Regions from separate parts of the Homo sapiens genome. Here region 1 is linked to region 2. The links are chromatin contacts, found by Hi-C or POLR2A ChIA-PET in ENCODE. All regions are on one chromosome and are shown on one strand. Each heading gives the region's core, a stretch centred on a gene start or an enhancer-like site at or near the end of the contact. The rest is flanking DNA. Distances are from core to core; before and after follow the strand shown. Region 1 has its middle 32 kb from the start of CHD6. Region 2 holds the start of LPIN3 (lipin 3).

What was found. Hi-C counts contacts between places; a loop is a spot of excess contacts on that map. ChIA-PET counts read pairs that join two places held with the same protein, here RNA polymerase II (POLR2A). Pooled maps may share reads with other maps.
Region 1: a loop to region 2 is called in a map of Caco-2, with 8 times the contacts of the local background. The contact joins the enhancer-like site here to the promoter of LPIN3 in region 2. A Hi-C loop is called at or near these places in 1 of 168 maps with a recorded cell type or tissue (Caco-2) and 2 of 50 pooled maps. POLR2A ChIA-PET finds 5 or more read pairs at or near these places in 6 of 52 experiments (A673, BJ, Caco-2 and 3 more).

What each region holds. Positions count from the first base shown.
Region 1 is chr20:41,648,021-41,652,576 of GRCh38, forward strand. No RefSeq gene overlaps it. Among named protein-coding and RNA genes, the nearest start is that of CHD6, 32 kb to the left of the region's middle. RefSeq lists an enhancer at 2,028-2,545. Within about 2 kb of position 1,683, at least 3 of the 41 ENCODE cell types and tissues checked have a DNase peak (open chromatin) inside an H3K27ac peak, as active enhancers do.
Region 2 is chr20:41,338,965-41,343,363 of GRCh38, forward strand. LPIN3 (lipin 3) reads left to right here and starts at 1,857. Exons shown (of 20, transcript NM_022896.3): 1 at 1,857-2,038. RefSeq lists an enhancer at 1,469-1,518 and a silencer at 1,679-1,838.

The DNA of each region.
Region 1 (4,556 bases), core at 433-2,932, 310 kb after region 2:
GCCACTTTCTGAAAGAAGGTGCAAGGAATCAGAAGCCAAAGTTTGCCTGGATCTTGTAGGAATATGGCGGGGGGCGGGGGTTGGGGGAGGATCTTGAGCTTCCTGGCTTTAAAATTAACAGCTTTGGGGAAAGGATACCCAGGTGGCAGAGAACGATGGTGAAAGGGCCATCCCTATCCAGTAGTACTCTTTGGTGTCTAAGAGACAGACTTAGGCTAACTTAAGCAAAAAGGGATTTATTGGAAGACTATAAGAAAAGTCACAGAATTGTAAAGAAAGCTGAATAGGTCAGCTTTTGGAAAGAGGAAAAAGGGCATCTCAGGGATCTAGGGAGTAGGAATTAGCAGTCCTTTTAGGAAGCTTGGATGGAGTAGCTGTACTATAAGGTCATCACTTTCATTCCTGGATCATTCTGCTCAAGATTCAAAATCCAGAGAGGGAAAGGGTCCAATGGGTTCAGCATAAATTAAGTGCTTGCTATTGCCCAGGGGAGAGCAGGACCCCGAGGTTATGTGCAATGCAGGCAGAGATTCCCCCCAAAGAAAGAACAGCTTGAAAACTGTGCTATTTGCACCCTGGGCCTACCATAAAAATCAGAAGTAGGGAATGAAGAAATGGCCCAAGGCAAGTAGAATAATCTTCCTCTACAGCCAAGAAACTAGCCAAGAACCCAAATGGTGGTTAATCTAAGGATCCAGTGGCTATACCTTGAGACACTGGCTGGGGCCCAGATGATCCATGTGGACTTGCTTCCACTTTTGTGCCAAAGACAGCTCTGCCTGCCCCCAAGTAACTTGGGACCCAACAGGACTAAACCAGTCAATTCTGGGGATGGATGAGATGGGGATGCAGTGGGGGGGACAGATCCTCAGACAGGAGGCCAAAGCGTAGGACAGGGATAGAACCTACTCACTTTGTTCTTAGGGTATGTTAGAGGATAACATTTGTTTGTACTCAGAGCTCTTTAGCAAAGAGTTATTTAACATGCGATGTCATTGTCCCTGAAAGCCACACTCAAGAAGCACCCAAGGGCCCTGGTCAATAAAAAAAAATCTTATCTTCACTCTCTATGGTGGAATTGTTGGGCGAAAGCAATGACAGCATGAAAGGGATTACGAATGTTTTACTGGGATCAAGTGGGTATCAGCTGTGCCCACACATGGGGGTATGGCATGTCTGGGTATGTCTGTATTGAGCTTGCCAACCAGACATCAGTTTGCATAAGGGCTTCTTGGGAGAAAACTCACCCTTAACCAAAAGGAAACCAGAGAACAAGCTAACCTAGTAAATGGGGCCCTCGTCTTGGGCAATTCTAGTTCAAAGAGGAGACTTCCATTCAGATTTGTGTTCAGTAGGCACATGTCTGAATCTTAAGGTGGTGGTGGAGGAGGGAGACAGAGAGGGGAGACACACACACACACACACACACAGAGAGAGACAGAGAGAGAGAGAGAGAGAGAAAGGGGAGGGATATAATAAATTCTGAAATTTGAAAAATGAAAACATGCTATAAGTGGGAAAATTGGAAGAGTTGCCACACTAGATACTTGGTCAAGCCCTGCCTTCAAGCAGTTCAGCTGTGGATCTGTCATTGATTCTCAAGGCCTGGCATCTTGTGTATCTCAGCATTTTTGGCAGTGTCTGGAAGAAGAGAGCATAACTGAGCAGATGCAGCTGTGCTCACTGGAGCGTGGGTGGAGCCAAAGAAGAATATACCTGCAAAGCTTTCAGGATCACCTCCCAGGCTTGTAAATACGTGGGCCCCTGAATTATCTGTTGTGAGGCTGTTATCTAGAAGCAGGGGTTTGGGGTTTGAAGCTAGGGTCGAGAACCATCAGAATACAAAGTACTGGAGAAAGAACATTCCAGGCAGAGGGAATGGCAGGGCATGGAGATCTTAATAGCCTGAATACGTCTTGTAGTACAGGCCCAGTTACTCTCATTTGAAAAATGTCTAGCCATCTTCATCTCGGTGGTGAATCTGCAGTGGAACTACCTTGGCTGGTACTTGCATCCATGTTAAAGAAGCCCAGTTTTTTAAAGGCTGAGTATGTGGTTCAACCTGGGGGCCGGCTGGCCTCTCTCCCTCCTTCTGAATGCTTCCCTTCCTTCCTTTGTCTGTGTCCCTTTCTCTTTCCCTCATCAGTCCTTTTCTTCTGTAAGACCAGTGCTTTGCAGTAGCTACCTTCAGGAAAGCTGATGGTTCATGCCTTCCAGGAGAGAAAGTTCACAAATTGCAACATGGTTTTGTTTTTGTTTTTTGTTTTAAAGCTGAGCAGCAGGATCACAGAACCTGCAGGTTTGCTGTCTGCTCAGCAGGACAAAGAGAGCAGAGAGAGGAACATGAAAACCAAGCGGACCAGAAGAAAGGAAAACATGAAGGAGGCTCATTTAAAGGGGGAGGAGACTTTGCTTAAGATGCTGGCTTGGGGGAGGGTGACTGCACCAAACATGTGCTGTTTCCAGGGTCCAGATGGTGTCATTTGCCCTGCAAAACAAGTAATAGACAACATGATTTTGATGCTCAGAAATAAATCTGTGAGTAAGTCATTTGGGGGAAATGATGCCCATGGCTGTTATACTCACAACAGAAGAGATTCAACTACATTTGAAAACAACTGCCCTGCCTTGCTGGCCTCTAGTTCATTTAAATGCTGTATTTACATTGTTACCAGCTGTATTTGCACAGCTAGAACTTCCACCTGCTTGATAATTTACTTAAGGTACATATTGTATTTACATGATATAGACCAGAGTAGGGAAACTGGTCATACCTGTTTGGGGCTGGAAAGAGCAGCAGCTCATCTGAAATTTTCATCTTGGCAGACCCACTGCCTTTGCTATAGGTGCTGGCACATAGTAAATACTGTATAATAATAATAATAATAATAATAATAATAATAATAATAATAATAGTTAACTCTCATGGAATGCTTTAAGGTATGGAGAGTTTCTATAACTTACCCACAGTTAAACAGCTATTCATGTACTAAAGCCAGCATCTGAACCCAGGCTGGATCTGGATGTTTTAGTACTGGTTGTTCTTCAGCATAAAGACCCCTGCTTCAAGATGGCAGATTGAACAAGTGCAATTGATTACTAACCCTCTCTTCCAAAACCCTACAAAAACAACACTGCAAGAAATTGTAAAATGTTTAAATGTACGAAGATAAAGAGTGTGGGAGAGCAGACATATCCCTATCCCTAAGCAGCAATACAATTTTAGAAGCTGGAAAGCACATGAATGAATGGTGGCTGACTTCGCAGACCCAGAAAGCTGAATCCTAAACTGGCAGTGAGAAAAGCCAAGAAACAGCAACCTGATTTCATGGCAGAAACTCCCCAAGGCTCAGGAATTAGTGGCACCAGATGGGGCTGAAACAGGAAGATTGGTTCAAAGTCTGATATGCAGATTCCTAGATCCTTTCTTCAACCCCAGCAGAAGATTGCATGTTTATTTTCTTGTGGAGGTAAAAGAGGGCTTCTGAATCGGGGGTGCCAGGTACAATTGAGGGCTGGGATATTCCCTGATAATAGTAGGGAAATCAGATTTAAATTTGCATACTGACTGTGAGATTCCCACCATTTTCTTCTCTTCTCTCACAACTGCTAGAATGCTTGTAACCAGAATTATTACCCTTGAGGCAGGAGAGTGGGAGACACTTTTCTCTGGGAAATATGACCAGCCTGAGAAGGCGGACCTCACAAATGGATCCAGGAGGATCACCAAACAGTGAAGCCCATAGACCACATGCCCAAGCCAAGTGCAAAGAGCTTTTGATTGGGTTTTTAATGCTTTACTCTTAAGCATGACCAGGCAACCTAAACACTTAAACCTAAGCCTAACCCAAACATCGAATTATCCAAGCAACTATTACAGAGCAAAAGGGGCTTTCTGCCTGATGCACTAGAAGCCATTACTAAGACGCCGGGCTTTTGAGAAAAGAAAAGATTTTTATTGTAAGTTGACTAACAAGGAGACAGGAATCCAGCTCAAACCTGTCTCTCTGCGCTGGCTTTCAAGCAGTCATTTTATTAGGAAAGGTTTAGGGAGTGAGTTCTGGGATTAGCAGGTGATTGGTGGAAGAAGAGGGGAGGTCTGGACAGTCCTTGGGCATGTGCAGTTATCTTTTTATGCTACCTCATGGAGCACATGTGCAAATTTGGGGGGAGTTAGCATGAAACATGTGGCGGAAATTCAAGCTGCGATTCAGCAAACTGGTTCTGCACAGATTCTAGTTGGCCATATTGGTTCCGTTTGATTCCAGCCAGTTTTGTTATCTCATAAGCAGAGGAAAGTTCAGCATTTCAGCAAGTTATTTCTTTTCTTATCTGTTGTTCTGTGCAAACTCAAGAATTTCTGTTAGTCATTGAACAGAGAGAGCCGATGGAAGGAAATTATCAGAGAAATAACTGAAATCTATTGAAAATAATTGAAATATTCCAGAAAAGAAAGGCATGAATTTCCAAATTTAAAGATTCCAAAGAGTGGCCTACATAAACTCTGGAGATATTTCCATCTCAAGTCACATCTTTCTTTTTTTTTTTTTTAGATG
Region 2 (4,399 bases), core at 607-3,106:
TGACAGAGCGAGACTTCATCTCAAAACAAAAACAAAAACAAAAAAACAGAGATGGGGTTTCACCGTGTTGGCCAGGCTGGTCTCCAACTCCTGACCTCAGACGATCCGCCCACCTCTGCCTCCCAAAGTGCTGGGATTGCAGGCGTAAGCCACCTCACCCCAGCCGCAAATGCAATTTCTGCAACAACCTTTATATCAACTTTTTTTCCTCTAACAATGAACAATGAAAACAATTTGTGCTCCATCTTTAAAAATGTGTGACACAAAAATTTTTTAAATAAAAATAAATATGTGATAAACATTCCTGAATGCCTAGTGTGTGCCCTGGCGCTGTGCTCTGCATTTAATTTGGATCAGCAGTTCTCAGCCTTGTTTGTACATTACAACCAACTGGAGAGGTTTTTAAACTCCCAGTATCCGGGGCATCAGTATTCGTCTAGGGCACAGTGATTCTAACACACAGTCAAGGTTGAGAACCACTTATTTAATTCATCCTGTAAATCCTCACAATAGAATCCTGCAAGGTAGCTTTTATCACCACCTTTGCCGATGAAATTGAGGCTCAAAGAGGTAAATTGATTTCGGCATCTGTAGCCCCAACCTGTGACCTCTCCTTCCTTCCTTCTCGGGCTCCCTTCAGGGATTTCCTGATGTTACAGAAAATGGTATGTATGACGCTGCCCTCCTGGCCACCTTGACATAGCTCTGCTCCCAACAGGGCTCTTCTGAGATAGCAGCCAGACACTACCTGGGATCAGGACTGATACTAAATGACTTCTGCCAAAATGAGGACAACTGAGGCCAGTCACTTCCAAACAGGTTCTGTCACCCTGAGTCAGAATAATGGCAGCTACCTCTCCTCCTCACCGCCCAGTCGTTTCTAAGCCTGGCTCGTCGCCGTTGCTGCTCCGCCAAGCCTTTCCTCGGTGCCCTCTCTCTTTTAGAACAAATTACTTCATCTCCAGGCCCTTCTCAGGGCAGCTTCTTTGCAGGGGCCATAGGGCGTCGGAAAGGTCTTTGGTCCAGGAAAGCCGCGAGCCACAGATCCAAGAGGAAAAAGCCGTTCCCGGCCCGGGCCTTGCCCAAGGCACGAGAGTAAATGCACCTTCCGCGTGCCTCGGCGCACCTGGGCTCACCTGTCCCCTCCCGCAGTGCCTGCAGACAGGGAGGGAGCGCGGCTGGGCCAGAAGGCTGATCACCGCCTGCCCCCTGCTGGCCAGTGTCAGTATTGAGCCCGCTGCCGCTCGACCAGAACGTCCCAGGGATGGAATGAAGGTGCGGGCATTTATGGAGCGCCTGCTGTTTGTCAGGCGAGGTACTGATAAGCGCTGGAGTGTAAGGATGTACGTGACCTGCTCTCAGAGTTCAAATTTAAATGAAGAGATATACATTAATCAAGTAGTCATTCAAGCAAATATGAAATTACAACTGTGGGCTATGCGAACAGATGACGCGAGGGGCCTGTCCAGTCTGGGAGATACGGGTGGGTTCAGGAAAAGCTGCCCCCAGGAGGGGACGTTTGAGCGCCAGGAGCCGCGCAAAGTCATTTCATGTCATCTCTAAAATCCTGCAAGGCGGCTTTCCCCCTTGACAAAACAGGAAATGGGATCAAATTGAGGAAGGAATTCACCCAAGATCACACAGCAAGCTGGAAGCAAATCTGGGAGGAGCTAGGTCCGCCCCGTTCCGAAATCCACACTTTTCTGGAGGTGGGGCAGGCGGTGGCACAGGGACTTGGGGCGGGGTCTGGTGGGCGGGGCATGAAGTCTGGCCCCGCCCCCGCCTCCGAGGCCAAAGGGCGCCCTGGGCGGGGATCGGAGCAGGGGCGGGGTCTTTCCAGGGAGTGGAGCCTGGGCAGATTGGGGCCTGTGGAGGCCGCACTAGGATCGTAGAAGGAGTGGAGCCGTGCTCTCACCCTGTCTTAGAGGACCCGGAAGCGCCAAGTGACTGAGGGCCGAAGACACTCACCTGTGGAGCCTGTGCACGTAGGTAGAGGCGGCGGCTCTGAGTCCAGGAGCTCCAGTGGGCAGCTCCCCAGGTAGGGCCCAACTCGGGGGGAGAAGAGATGACCCTCTCCCCTCCCGCCCTGCCCATCTGTCCTGCCATCCTACATTCCTTCCTTCCTGTCCGCGGGCCTGGGTCCACCCCTAGCTGTAAGATGGGGACGCAGGGGTGGAGGGACTGGCCTCATTTTGTCCCTTTTTCCCTGGCCCAGCGGCTGCAGGCCCCCTGGACACCCAGAACGTAGAGTCTGGAGAGGAGACGTCGAAACCTCCCAGGGGAGGCTGGCCCAGCTTTACCCCAGCCTGACTGTGTGACCTTGAGGAGGACAGCCACTTTCTCTGGTACCCAGTGTCCTCAGTTGCAAAACAGTGACTGGCCCTTGCCCTGCTTGCCCTGAGACTGGGCAGATCAGATGCTGTAGCTGCTGGGGGCTGGGGTGGCGCTTTCTCTCTACTGGGGCACTAGGAGTGCTTACTCTCCTGCTCCCTCTGGTCCTCGGTGGAGAGCCACACCCTTCATCCACCCAAACCTGGGAGCCCCGAGGGCTGAGAGCCTAGTCCTAGGGCAGCTTGCTCTGGCTTCCCTGTGCTAGAGTTGTAGTCTAGCCTGGAAGGCCTGTGAACATCCCCAAGGTGGGGTGTGAGGCCTACGTGGAGTGCACATGCTCGTTTTGCAAATAGTGGTGCCACCATTGTGCATGGCCTTGAGTGCCAAGTTAAGAAGTCCAAACTCCGCTGGGCGCGGTGGCTCACGCCTGTAATCCCAGCACTTTGGAGACTGAGGCGGGTGGATCATGAGGTCAGGAGATCGAGACCATCCTAACACGGTGAAACCCCGTCTCCACTAAAAATACAAAAAATTAGCCGGGTGTGGTGGCACACGCCTGTAGTCCCAGCTACTCGGGAGGCTGAGGCAGGAGAATTGCTTGAACCCAGCAGGCGGAGCTTGCAGTGAGCCAAAATCATGCCACCGCACTCCAGTCTGGGTGACAGGGCAAGACTCCATCTCAAAAAAATAAATAAATAAAAGAAGTCCAAACTCTCAACTGCTGGCAGGGGCAGTTCATCAGAGTATGACCTGCAGTGCCCACAGGACCAGCCTGCATGAGTGGGGCTGTCATGATGCTGCTGCTGATAGGTGTACATACAGGTTTTTATTGCATTCCAGGGCTTTACACAAAGTCATTAGTTACTCACACGTGCCTGATGTTATTCCCATTTTGGAGGCTGAGACTGAGGGTCAGAGAGATGAAGTCACTTGCCCATGGTCACAGCTAGCAAATGGCGGAGTGGGGATCAGCACCCAGATAATCTGGTGCCTTTTCTCCTAATGTCCTGTGGCCACCCGTGATCTGGGCATCTGGTTATAAAGTCTTAACCTAGGACAGCTGGAGAAAGGAGGGGCTGGATGAGCAGGAAATTGGGGGAGAAGATTCAGAGGGCTAGGGAGGGAGAGAGGGGTAGTGACTAGTCCTAAGGGGTATTCGGCTTCCTGGGAAGGTGTGAGGAGTGAAGTGGCTGATTTTAGACATGTTAGTTTGTGGGTGGAGGGTGATAGAGGGGAGCCAAGCAGAGCTCTCCTCTGTCTGGAAAAGAACAAGGAGGTAGAGCTGGGTCCTGGGAAAAGGGGGTGCCTAAGGGATAGGTGAAGACAGAGGCGGGCTCACAGAAGGCCCCCAAAATGCTGAGCAGGCAGATGTGGGGGGGCTCACTGGAAGCCCCCAAAATGCTGAGCAGGCAGATGTGGGGGGCTCACAGAAGGCCCCCAAAATGCCGAGCAGGCAGATGTGGGGGACATCCATTGGTGAAGTGGGGGGAACAGAGAGAGGAGAGAATTCTGGACTCCCGTGACATTAGATCTGAGGGAGATGGGTCTAAAAAACTGAGGCCTTGGTTCACAGAAGGGGAAACTGAGGCCAGCCAGTTACTTGCCTGAGAATACTCCAGGGCTGGATCCGAGTAGGACCCCGGGTGCCATCTCTGCTATTCGGCCCTTTCTACTAGATCGTGGTTCTCAGCTGGGGGCAATTTTGTCCCCCAGGAGACATTTAAAAATGTCTGAAGACAATTTGGCTGTCACAACCTGGAGCTGCGGGGGATGAAGTGCTACTGGCATCTAATGGGCAGAGACCAGGGATGCTGCTGAATATCCTACAGTGCACCCACCCACCCCCCAGCAAAGAATTATCTGGCCCCAAAGGACAGTAATGCTGAAGCTGAGAAACTGCACTAGGGCTTAATAGGGCAGAAAGCTCAGGCTTGGGCCTCCAGCTGGATGGACCTTTGCCCCAACCCCGGCTCTGCCCCTCCCCATGCTTGCTCCTTAATTCCTGGAAGCCTCTGGAGTCCTCTCTGCTTTTCCTGGGCACAGTGGTTTAGAGGTCTGCCCACCAAGT